Regions from separate parts of the Homo sapiens genome. Here region 1 is linked to region 2. A link is an interaction called in ENCODE POLR2A ChIA-PET data of the cell type or tissue named here. Cell type or tissue: GM12878. All regions are shown on one strand. Each heading gives the region's core, and the rest is flanking DNA. Links, peaks and the distances in the headings are about the cores only. Region 1 overlaps DPH6 (diphthamine biosynthesis 6). Region 2 has its middle 44 kb from the start of ZNF770.

The links. ChIA-PET counts read pairs that join two places held together with the same protein. Peaks named below come from ENCODE experiments on the same cell type or tissue, not always from the same donor. Only the 100,000 strongest peaks of a DNase experiment are listed, where the experiment ranks them.
Region 1: POLR2A ChIA-PET joins it to region 2 with 6 read pairs; 2 of 35 experiments call an interaction of 5 or more read pairs at or near these places.

The regions. Positions count from the first base shown.
Region 1 is chr15:35,493,527-35,498,917 of GRCh38, forward strand. All of the region lies in intron 3 of DPH6 (diphthamine biosynthesis 6), which reads right to left. Among named protein-coding and RNA genes, the nearest start is that of DPH6, 50 kb to the right of the region's middle. In GM12878, for the core only: no CTCF peak of the experiment used is centred there; a DNase peak (open chromatin) is centred at 3,275.
Region 2 is chr15:35,029,965-35,035,355 of GRCh38, forward strand. No RefSeq gene overlaps it. Among named protein-coding and RNA genes, the nearest start is that of ZNF770, 44 kb to the left of the region's middle. In GM12878, for the core only: no CTCF peak of the experiment used is centred there; no DNase peak of the experiment used is centred there.

The DNA of each region.
Region 1 (5,391 bases), core at 332-5,331, 460 kb after region 2:
TAGAATGGGACATTCAGAGATACCAGAATGGTCATTTCAGGCATTTTTAAGAATCTTGAAGATTAGGTTCAACCATTCTGTAATTTTAGAGATTAAAGAATTCACCTCTGTTTATTAATATGGAAACTGAGGGTCATGATTCTTCATTATATCTAATTTCACTTCCAAACAATGTGTTGCTATCAAGAGCATGTGAACTGGTTTGGTGTAGGAAGAGGGTTGTTGGGATGGGGGTTAGAATAATGGTTTAGGAATGACAGCAGGGAGAGCGACTATGCACCTAGCATATAAACGGGCAAATAACAAAGTCATATTGTGGAAAACTAATTTTTGTTGCTCCTGCTGTATTTTTTGAGTCTGGGATAAAAATGTACTATTCTTCATTTAATCTTCTATTTTAAAATTAAAGACTTATATCCCAGCACGTACAATATAGCCTTCCAGAGCAGACTCTGGAACCAACTGCCCAGATTCAAATCATGATTCCACCATTTATTAGCTATGTGGCCTTTATCTTCCTAGTTATCTTTCTGTATCTTACTTAGTCTCCTTATCTGTAAAAGAGTGGGATAAAATAGTATTATGAGAATTATTTTAAGGGCTGTGTTAACACATGTAAATCACTTGCAATAGCACCTACAATATTTTAATTGCTTAAAAAATTGCCTTTAGTTATTATTACTATTTAATATTACTGCCATTAATACTACCATATGACTAGTCCTAACCATCTATCATCTGAGACATACTTTCTAATGATTCTGAATAGCTCCAAATAACACTTTGTATAATCCACAGTTTAACTTTTTGTACATACTCACTGTTTTCAAGTATCAAACTTCAAAATATCAAAGCAAAGTATCTAGAGGAGTCATTTCTATTATTAACTGAAAACAAATTAGACAACAATAACCTGCCTACTTGGCAAAAATTAAAGAAATAAAGATTACATTAAAATTACTCAAGTGCTGATGACTATAAACACCTGGATCTTTAGAATATTAGGTGGCTGAATTTTTTACTTTTTCAATGAAATTCACCCTTCAAAGTAATTTTCCCAGTTTTCTCTAAATCATTCCTTTCAAATTTCATAGAAACTAAGAAACAACACAAAACTTCAATTGAACAATTGTTCAATATGAACAAAATTTTTATTTTCCACTATTTACTATATCAAAACTATCAATCAATACATCCTATCAACTTTTCTCCATGGTTAACACTTAAACTGTGTGTGAATTTCAAAGTCCACTCATGATTTTTTTTTTAAAAAAAAACTTGCTTAACAAATGAACAATAAATGAGTTACCTCAATTTGGAAAAAGGGTTTATAAAAAGCCTACAGCAAGTACCATACTTATTGGTAAAATATTACAGGCTTTCACCCTAAAATCAGGAAAAAAATGTCATTATTCACTGGTGATGTGATCATGTGTGTAGAAAAGCCAAAACAATTAATAGATACACTTTTAAAAGTAATAAGTGAAGTAGCAAGGCCACTGTATACAAGGTCAAGATTCAAAATTCAAATTGTATTCCTATATGTCACCAATATAATTTGATAGTATTATGTTACAGGTTCTACTGTGTCCCCTCAAAATTCATATGTTGAAGTTCTAAACTCCAGTACCTCAGATGGTGACTGTATTTGGAGATAAGACCTTTAAAGTGGTATTTATGTAAAATTAAGTCACATGTGTGGGCTCTTATCCAATATGTCCGGTATCCTTATAATTATGAAGAGGAGATTATAACACAGACATTGTTCGCAGATACAAAGGAACACTGTTTAAAGACTTAGGGAGAAGAGGGTTATCTACAAGTTAAGAAGAGAGGCCTCAGAATGAAACCAATCCTACAGAAAACTTGATCTTGGACGCTCCAGAAGTGTGAGGAAATAAATTTGTTATCTGAGCCACTCAGTTTGTGGTACTTTGTTATGGTAGCCCTAGCAAATAATACATACCGGCACTAGCATCAAAAAACACTCAGACATAATTTTAAAGACACATGTGCATGACTTCTACACAGGAAATGCCAAAATATTATACAAAGGAAATAAAGAAGGCCCAAATAAATGGAGGAATGTACTAGATCCACAGACAGAAGACTCAATATTCTGATGATGTCAATTCTCAAATGAATCTATAGATTCAGTATAATCCCGCTCAAAATCCCAGCAGATTATTTTTGTAGAAACTGGCAACTTGATCCTAATAGTTATGGCACTCTTAAAAAGGAATTACATTGGAGAAATTACACTACCAGACAGCAAGATTTATTATAAAGCTGCACTAATTTAAAAAGTTTTCTAATGGCCTAAGAAGAAACAAATTAACTTATGGAATAGAATAAAGAGTTCAGAAACAGATCCACACATATATAGTAACTTGATTTATGACAAAGATGAGAACATGGTATAGTGGAATCTCTTCAATATATGATACTGAGACAAATGGATATCCCTATGGGGAAAAAAATGAATCCTTACTCTTAGCTCACATCATACACAAATCAATTTCAAGTATATATCAAATGTGTAAGTAAACAATAGCTTCTAAAAGATAGTACAGGAGAGTATCTTCATGACTTTGTGATACAGAAAGATTCCTTAAACACAGTATAAAATGCCTTATCTAATTACTTAGAAAAAATTGATAACTTGAATTTATTTTTCTAACCAAAATAAAAGATATTTACAATACACGTATCTGAAAAAGGACTTGTATTAAAAATATAAAAATCTGGCCAGGCACAGTGACTAACGCCTATAATCCCAGCACTTTGGGAGGCCGAGGCGGGTGAATCACCTGAGGTCAGGAGTTTGAGGACAGTTTGACCAACATGGTGGAACCTGTTTCTACTAAAAATAGAAAAAATTAGCCAGGCATGGTGGCGGGCACCTGCAATCCCAGCTACTTGGGAGGTTGAGGCAGGAGAATCGCTAGAACCCGGGAGGCGGAGGTTGCAGTGAGCTGAAATTGGGCTATTGCACTCCGGCCTAGGCAACAAGACGAAAGTTCCATCTCAAAAAAAAAAAAATATATATATATATATATATATATCCTCTACCAATGAATATGAGAGAGATAAAGAGAACCAAATAGAAAAATGAGCAACAGACTTGACCAGGGATGACTCAGAAAAAATATGAAAATGGTCAGTAAACATGTGAAAAAAATTTTCAATCTCATCAGAGAAATGCAAATTAAAACCACAATGCATAACAGTACATAACACCAGAAGGACTTACTTCCTACTTCTCCAGCCATTCACATAATCACTCTCAACTTTTACTCTGGGCACTGCAGCAACACTGGCTTTCTCTCAGCCTAATACTACCCACCAAGCTGCTCTCCCACCTGCCAGAGGTCTTTGCTTATGACTGTCTCTCAGACTGAAACTCTTTCTGGAACTTATTCAGATGCTGCCTGTTTGGAGAAACCTCTTACACTGAAGCCCCTCTTTAAGAAAGGCTTTCCTAAACTTTAATCAGTTTAAATTCATTGTCATAGCCTCCTGTACTTTTCCTTTAGAGCATATTTCATAGCTGCAATTTTATGTTTTAGATAGTTTATTTGATTAATGTCTGTAGATACTAATAGCTAATTATATAATTAATTAGTAATTATCAGACTAATTACTACGCTCCAAGCAGATGCTCACAAACAGTGCATCTCTTTTTGCTCCCCATTACATTCTTAGAAATGGTCATTGGGCCTGTCAAACAATAAGTAGTCAACAAATATTTGTTAAATAAATTAATATGAGAAATGGGTATTAGTGAACTTATTTTTAAAGTGAAATTTTTATTTGTCATATTGCTCAAGAATAAATTCCTAACTAGTTACCCATTCTGGAAACTAGCTTTAACACCAACATATAAAGTTATACAGCAGAGTTAGAATTGGCTCTGTTCTCTAAAATGTGTTCCTTTTTCATACAACAAGTTTCCTTGCCCTAAAAGGGTTAACCATAAGTTTTTAAAAATAGCCATATCCATAGTCGGAAGTTGAGAAAGCAAGAGTTCTATAACATGGTTGATTCACGACAAGTAAAAATATACCCTCTTTTAATCAGTCTCTGTATTATTGGGGAAGAAAAGGAAAAGAAAAAGACCACTTACTCTGTGAATCGATAAAAATGTCAAACAACCCTCAGGAAAATGGAGAGAAAAGAGGATGGTCCAAAATCATAGCTAAAAGTAATAAAACCAAGACACAAAAATAATCTAATTCAAATTTGTTTAGTTATTATCCAATGTCATTCCAAAACCATCTCCTAAAAGCAACAGATACTTAAAAGACAATATTCTACTAACATTATCCAATAGTGTAAAAATAACGTAAGTACAAAAGTTTAGAAACACCAAATACATGAATTGATGATAACAAACCGAAAGATTCCATCTGTTAAAATAGTCGGTTATTGTTGACTCTTATTGAGCTACACTCTTCTTTTTTCAATACTAGAAGGAAGACTATGCAATATTAGTTAATCTGCAAGCCATCCCCTTTACTTTCAATAGGTTGAGCAGACTATTATGCACAGCACTATGCAAGTTCATATTTTAATAGTTGGCACCTTCTCTCCATTGAGTATAGAGACTTCCCTCAGTTCTGAAATTAAAAAACCCACAACCTTAATACTATCTCAAATGTTTCTCACCATGTCCCTGAGTGCCAGCCCTCAGAAAGGCTTGCTGTGAAACAGATCTAGAATGATAAAATGCTTAAAAACAACAACAGTATAATATTTCAGGTCCCTTGTTTATAACAAGTCATCAGCTTATACTGGTACTAGTTCTTACTCCCCTATCTCTCCTTCACTGTTTCCTCCTTACTGTCAGTTTTAAAAATTAAATCACTTCTTGGGACAGAAAAATAAAGAATTCTCTTGTTCCTTTATTACCATAAAAAACAGATTTTTGCACAGATCATCACGTGGTTATCAAAGCATAAAGTTAAGGATATCCAGGATTCTTCCACTTCTTCCCCTCACCCCATCCCACACACCTCCCCCACTTCCCAGAAAGTTAAGAAATGGCCACCAGTGAGAAGTGTACATGCGTCCTTGTTGATGGGAATGGGAATAGACATATAATCCTTACTGATTCAAATATAATTCTAAACAACAGTCACGACCTTATATATTGTAACTTCTTCACAATGCCAAGTCTAATTACATTTTACCAATCCAAATAATGCAGCCCAAGTTATAAGTATTTCCTTTTAGTCTCTATTCATATAGCTTTTTTTACGTAGATGCCGTCAAAGTGTATATATAATTTTGTATCTTAAACCGGGTGCAGCTGCTCAAGTCGGTAATCCCAGCTACTTGGGAGGCTGAGGTAGGAGAATTACTTGATGCCAGGACTTTGAGAACAGCCTG
Region 2 (5,391 bases), core at 118-5,117:
ATTTTTTTGTGTTTGTTTTTGAGACGGAATCTTGCTCTGTCAGCCAGGCGGGAGTGCACTGGCACAATCTTGGCTCACTGAAACCTCCGCCTCCTGGATTCAAGTGATTGAGGCAGGAGACTGCCTCAGTCTCCCAGGTAGCTTGGATTACAGGCACCCGCCACCATGCCTGGCTAATTTTTGTGTTTTTAGGAGAGATGGGGTTTCACCATGTTGGCCAGGCTGGTCTTGAACTCCTGATCTCGTAATCCGCCCGCCTCAGCCTCCCAAAGTGCTGGGATCACAGGCGTGAGCCACTGCGTCCGGCCAGGATGCAGATTTTTTTTCTTTTCTTTCTTTTTTTTTTTTTGAGACGGAGTCTTGCTCTGTTGCCAGGCTGGAGTGCAGTGGCGCGATCTCAGCTCACTGCAAGCTCCACCTCCAGGATTCAAGCGATTCTCCTGCCTCAGCCTCCGGAGTAGCTGGGACTACAGGTGCGCGGCACCACGCCAAGCTAATTTTTGTATTTTTAATAGAGACGGGGTTTCACCATGTTGGCCAGGATGGTCTCGATCTCTTGACCTCGTGATCCACCCGCCTCGACCTCCCAAAGTGCTGGGATTACAGGCGTGAGCCACTGCGCCCGGCCTATCTCATCTTTAAAATGAGGATAATCACATCTGTCTTGCCTACAGGCCAAGTCTGTGACAGTACATTACAAAATATTAAATGTATGTAAATTCAAGGATCATTAATATTTAGAGATAACTGTGATATTTTCATTATTTTGCTATAAAAATATTGTCTGACACTAATTGTATCAGTAATCTACTGTGGCATAAGAAACTACCCTCTAAACTTATTGACTTAAAGCAACCATTTATTATTTCTCTCTTATAAGCCTACAAGTCAGCCAGATGAGTTCACTGGTCTGCATCAGGCTCAGATATACTTAGTTGGTCTTGCTTATGTTTCTGTGATCAGCTCGGGGGGTGGGCTGGTGCTGGCTGGTCTAGGATGGCCCCAGCTGGGATGATTTGGCCCTCTTTCATGTGGTCTCTCATTCTTTAGCAGGTAGCCCAGAGCTGTTCTCATGGCAAAGGAAGAGAAGGAAGTGAGAGAGTGCGTATAACACCTCTTGAGGCCTTGGCTATGAATGGGATCCCATCATGTCCCCCACATTGTAGTGACCAAAGCAATCTACAAGACAGCCTGATTCAAGGGGTGGACATGAGGACTAATGAATTTCACATCTTGATGGGAAGAGCTGCATATACACATTGTAAGGAGTAGGAAAAAGAGGAGCCATTTTGCCATGATCTACTACACTAATTGAGTCACATATTCAATTTAAGCCCTTGATTTTTAAAAATCTATTTTACTATGCAGTGATTTTTTTGAAATTTGCAATTTTTAGGTCACTGAGTTATCTATGTTTTAACATATATGCACATATTCACATCCATAGCTCACTGATTACACATAAACCTAAAATAAAACATTTGAATATATTTGCAATTATTGTGACCAGCTCTTACCTGGAAAAGCTGTTAGATGTATTCTTATTTATGTATTAACTCGCATTTGCTATATTAGCATTTACATAGGGAAATAAAACAAGCAGGAGGTCCAGTCAAAATAAGTGTTGGAATTCTGAGGGCTAACGCATTTTCCACTAGTGGATTTTCTGTTGCACTGAAATGATTAGTGCATTTCACTTCACTACTGATCCTATAAGCAGTCAGATTAAATACAGAGACAATATAAATAGAAAATCCAGGTCTTCAGCCCTGCCCTTGAAAATGAAAAGAACGAGTTCAGGAGATCAAGACCATCCTGGCTAATGTGGTGAAACCCCGTCTCTACTAAAAATACAAAAAATTAGCCGGGCACGGTGGCAGGCGCCTGTAATCCCAGCTACTTGGGAGGCTGAGGCAGGAGAATGGCATGAACCCGGGAGGCAGAGCTTTCAGTGAGCCGAGATAGAGCCACTGCACTCCGGCCTGGGCGAAAAAGTGAGACTCTGTCTCAAAAAAAAAAAAAAAAAAAAAAAAAAAAAAGGAAATGAAGAGAAGAATTTTGGCTTTGTTTTATTTTGTTTGAGCTAGAATTAAACCCAACTGGATGACTACATTGATTAAATTCCATGACTGTGTGTTTAACTCATGATTTCACTTGGATTTAGGCATTTAGTTGTATAATGCCAAACATCTGGATGTTTTTTCTCTAGTGCCAAGTATATAACTGTGTGGAAGAATGTTCCAGTTTTGGCATTTACTTGGCATCCTTATATACACTCTTCAACCGGACGTACCATGTCACCTGAGGAACTCCAGAAATTTGGGTCAAAAAGATGTGTATTTCTGATTAGGTTTAATTCTTAAAACTGTAAATATAAGCTATCTGAATACATAAGCATTTGGCAATATTCTGTAGATTCTAACAGCCCCTCTCTCTATGTTGGCGTCATGTCCAGGAACATTTTAGATATACTACCATAACATTTTCTAAATGACTGTATTATAATTTAATGTTATATTTGGCAAACACAACCTAAAATACAGTAGCTAATAGTGCAAGCTCATTTTACTTGCATATCATTGTAAATCACTTTCATGTAGTACTTACCAAATGTGTCAGGTTATTACAATCTATTTAATGACTTAATGTGTAAGATGCATTGTTCTTAAATTCAATTATACCCTTTGCACCTCTGGAATTAAGGTCATGTCAGCATTTCTTTTATATAAGTGCTTGGGTTTAGCAGTTTTTAACTGAGTTATAAAAGTTGGCTTCCAAATCAAGCCTTAGTAATAAAGGTCACTGCCTGAAGGAATTCCCCTCCTCTCCAAATTTAGTACATATAATGTTTTGGTGCAACTCCTGCTTTCTAAAATAATTTTTCAGGAAAAAATTCATTATAGTCTTCATATGGCAGAAAGGAAGCTCTTTCATTTTCTGTTTGCTTTATAAGACTAAGCTTTTCTTCCTTGCAAAGTGACAGTCATCTCTCTATCTGGCTTTTAATATATTCTCCATCTCCATTTTTTTATTGGTTACGTAACCTCAAGCTGTCATTTAGCCACTTTGTGTCTCAATCTACTCATCTGTAGAATGAATTATTGACAGTACCTACCTCACAGAGTTGTAGTGAGGATTAGATGAGATACTATACACATGTGTTTGGGAAAGTACATATTAATTGCTCAACAAAAGTTAGGTTTTATTATTATTAGATAAGAGATTTAGGCCAGGCATGGTGGCTGACCTCTGTAATCCCAGCACTTTGGGAGGCGGAGGCGGGCAGATCACTTGAGGTCAGGAGTTGGAGACCAACCTGACCAACATGGAGAAGTCCTGTCTCTACTAAAAATACAAAATTAGCCAGGCATGGTGGTGCATGCCTGTAATCCCAGTTACTTGGGAGGCTGAGGCAGGAGAATCGTTTGAACCCAGGAGGCAGAGGTTGCAGCAAGCCAAGATCTTGCCATTGCACTCCAGCCTGGGCAACAAGAGCGAAATTCCATCGCAAAAAAAAAAAAAAAAAAAAAAGATTTAGTGTGAGTCTATTCCTTATTAGAGGAACATTTGAAAAAAACAGGCTACTGAGGTAAGATTTGGCATTTACTGAGAGGTATGGAAGAAGTTATGGCTATCAGACAATCATTACCCTAATGTCAATAAATAGATATTTTTAATTTTAGAAATTAATATTAATATTTTTATTATTCATCTTCAGGTTTGCTTAGGAAGAAAACAAGATTTCCCTGAAGCAGTTGAATTAGACAGGCAATTAGCCCTGTGGTGTTGAAACATTACTGTATGTGTTGCTAATGAAACACTCTAGGCAATTCCACTCGGCCGCATGTTAATCACAAGAAGATGGACACATTTTCCTGGGTGCAGAAAAAAGCCACTCCCTTACTGACTCATTCTTTAAAATATATATATGTATAATTCACGGACAGATACAGTTTTGGGCTGGGCGCGGTGGCTCACGCCTGTAATCCCAGCACTTTGGGAGGCCAAGGTGGGTGGATCACAAGGTCAGGAGATGGAGACCATCCTGGCTAACATGGTGAAACCCCGTCTCTACTAAAAACACAAAAAATTAGCCAGGTGTGGTGGTGGGCACATGTAGTCTCAGCTACTTGGGAGGCTGAGGCAGGAGAATGGTGTGAACCCGAGAGGCAGAGCTTGCAGTGAGCTGAGATCGTGCCACTGCACACTCCAGCCTGGGCAACAGAGCAAGACTCTGTCTCAAAAAAAAAAAAAAAAAAAAAAAGAAAAAGATTCAGTTTTGCATTGACCAAATACCTAATTTGTTCCTGAATAACCTGCAAAGAAATTCTCCTGCAAAAATTGGAAAGAGGCAGATCCACTGACAAAAAATAATTTGTTTTCCTCTGTCTGTACTAACAGTAGAATCTCTGCTTTCTTAGTTGTCATGACCTCCTGTTTCTGCAGGGAACAGATCACTGTGTCAGGGACCGCACACAGAAGCATCATAGTGTGATTATACATGCCTGCAGAGATGCTCCAGCACTGATGATGCAAAAGAGTCCAAGAAATAAAATACATGTGATGGAATCCAAAAGCCCTCAGAAGAATTTTAATCAATATTTTTTAGAAAATTTTATTTCAATATATACTACTATCTAAACACTGAAAATTGTAATTCCCAATTCTATTAATTGACTTTTTCACATCGATTAAAATCTTTGGAGTTTTCTATTTGATCTAATTCAGGATAAATTTGATGTTTCTTTGCCTGACATAATCCAGATGACATTCATGCAACTACAATCTGTTGTTTCCACCCTGCCATTACACAAATAGAATCCTAGAACTGGAAAGTCCAACAGAATTCATTTTTACAAGTGAATATCAAATATTTAAACTACTCTGTTCACAAGGTTTCCTTTTCTTAGAAAAAGTTCACAGCCTTTGATGGACAAAAGTCTAAATCAGGGACAATGACAGCGTTAAGCCCTTGCCAGGCAGACACATCAAAGTTAAAGGAGCCTCCTGATATAGAGAAGATCCAGAATAAAACTTTGTGAAAGGAAATAAGGCTATACAGAAAAACCATCTAAGTATTGGTCCGTTTATTATTATTATTATTCTTATTGAGACAAGGTTTTGCTCTGTTGTCCAGGATAGAGTGCAATGGCACAATCATAGCTCATTGCAACCTCCAACCACTGGTCTCAAGTGATCACCTCATCCTCCTGCTTAGTTGGGACTACTGGCATGCACCGCCACACTCAGCTTGGTCTATTATTTATTTGATTCAAATATGTAAGAAAATGCAAGCATAGCTTAAAATAACCTGAAACATTTATTAGCAAAAAATAAGCAAGGTAGATGCCATTCAGGATTCTAGACAATAGGCCATTTATGATTTGCTTG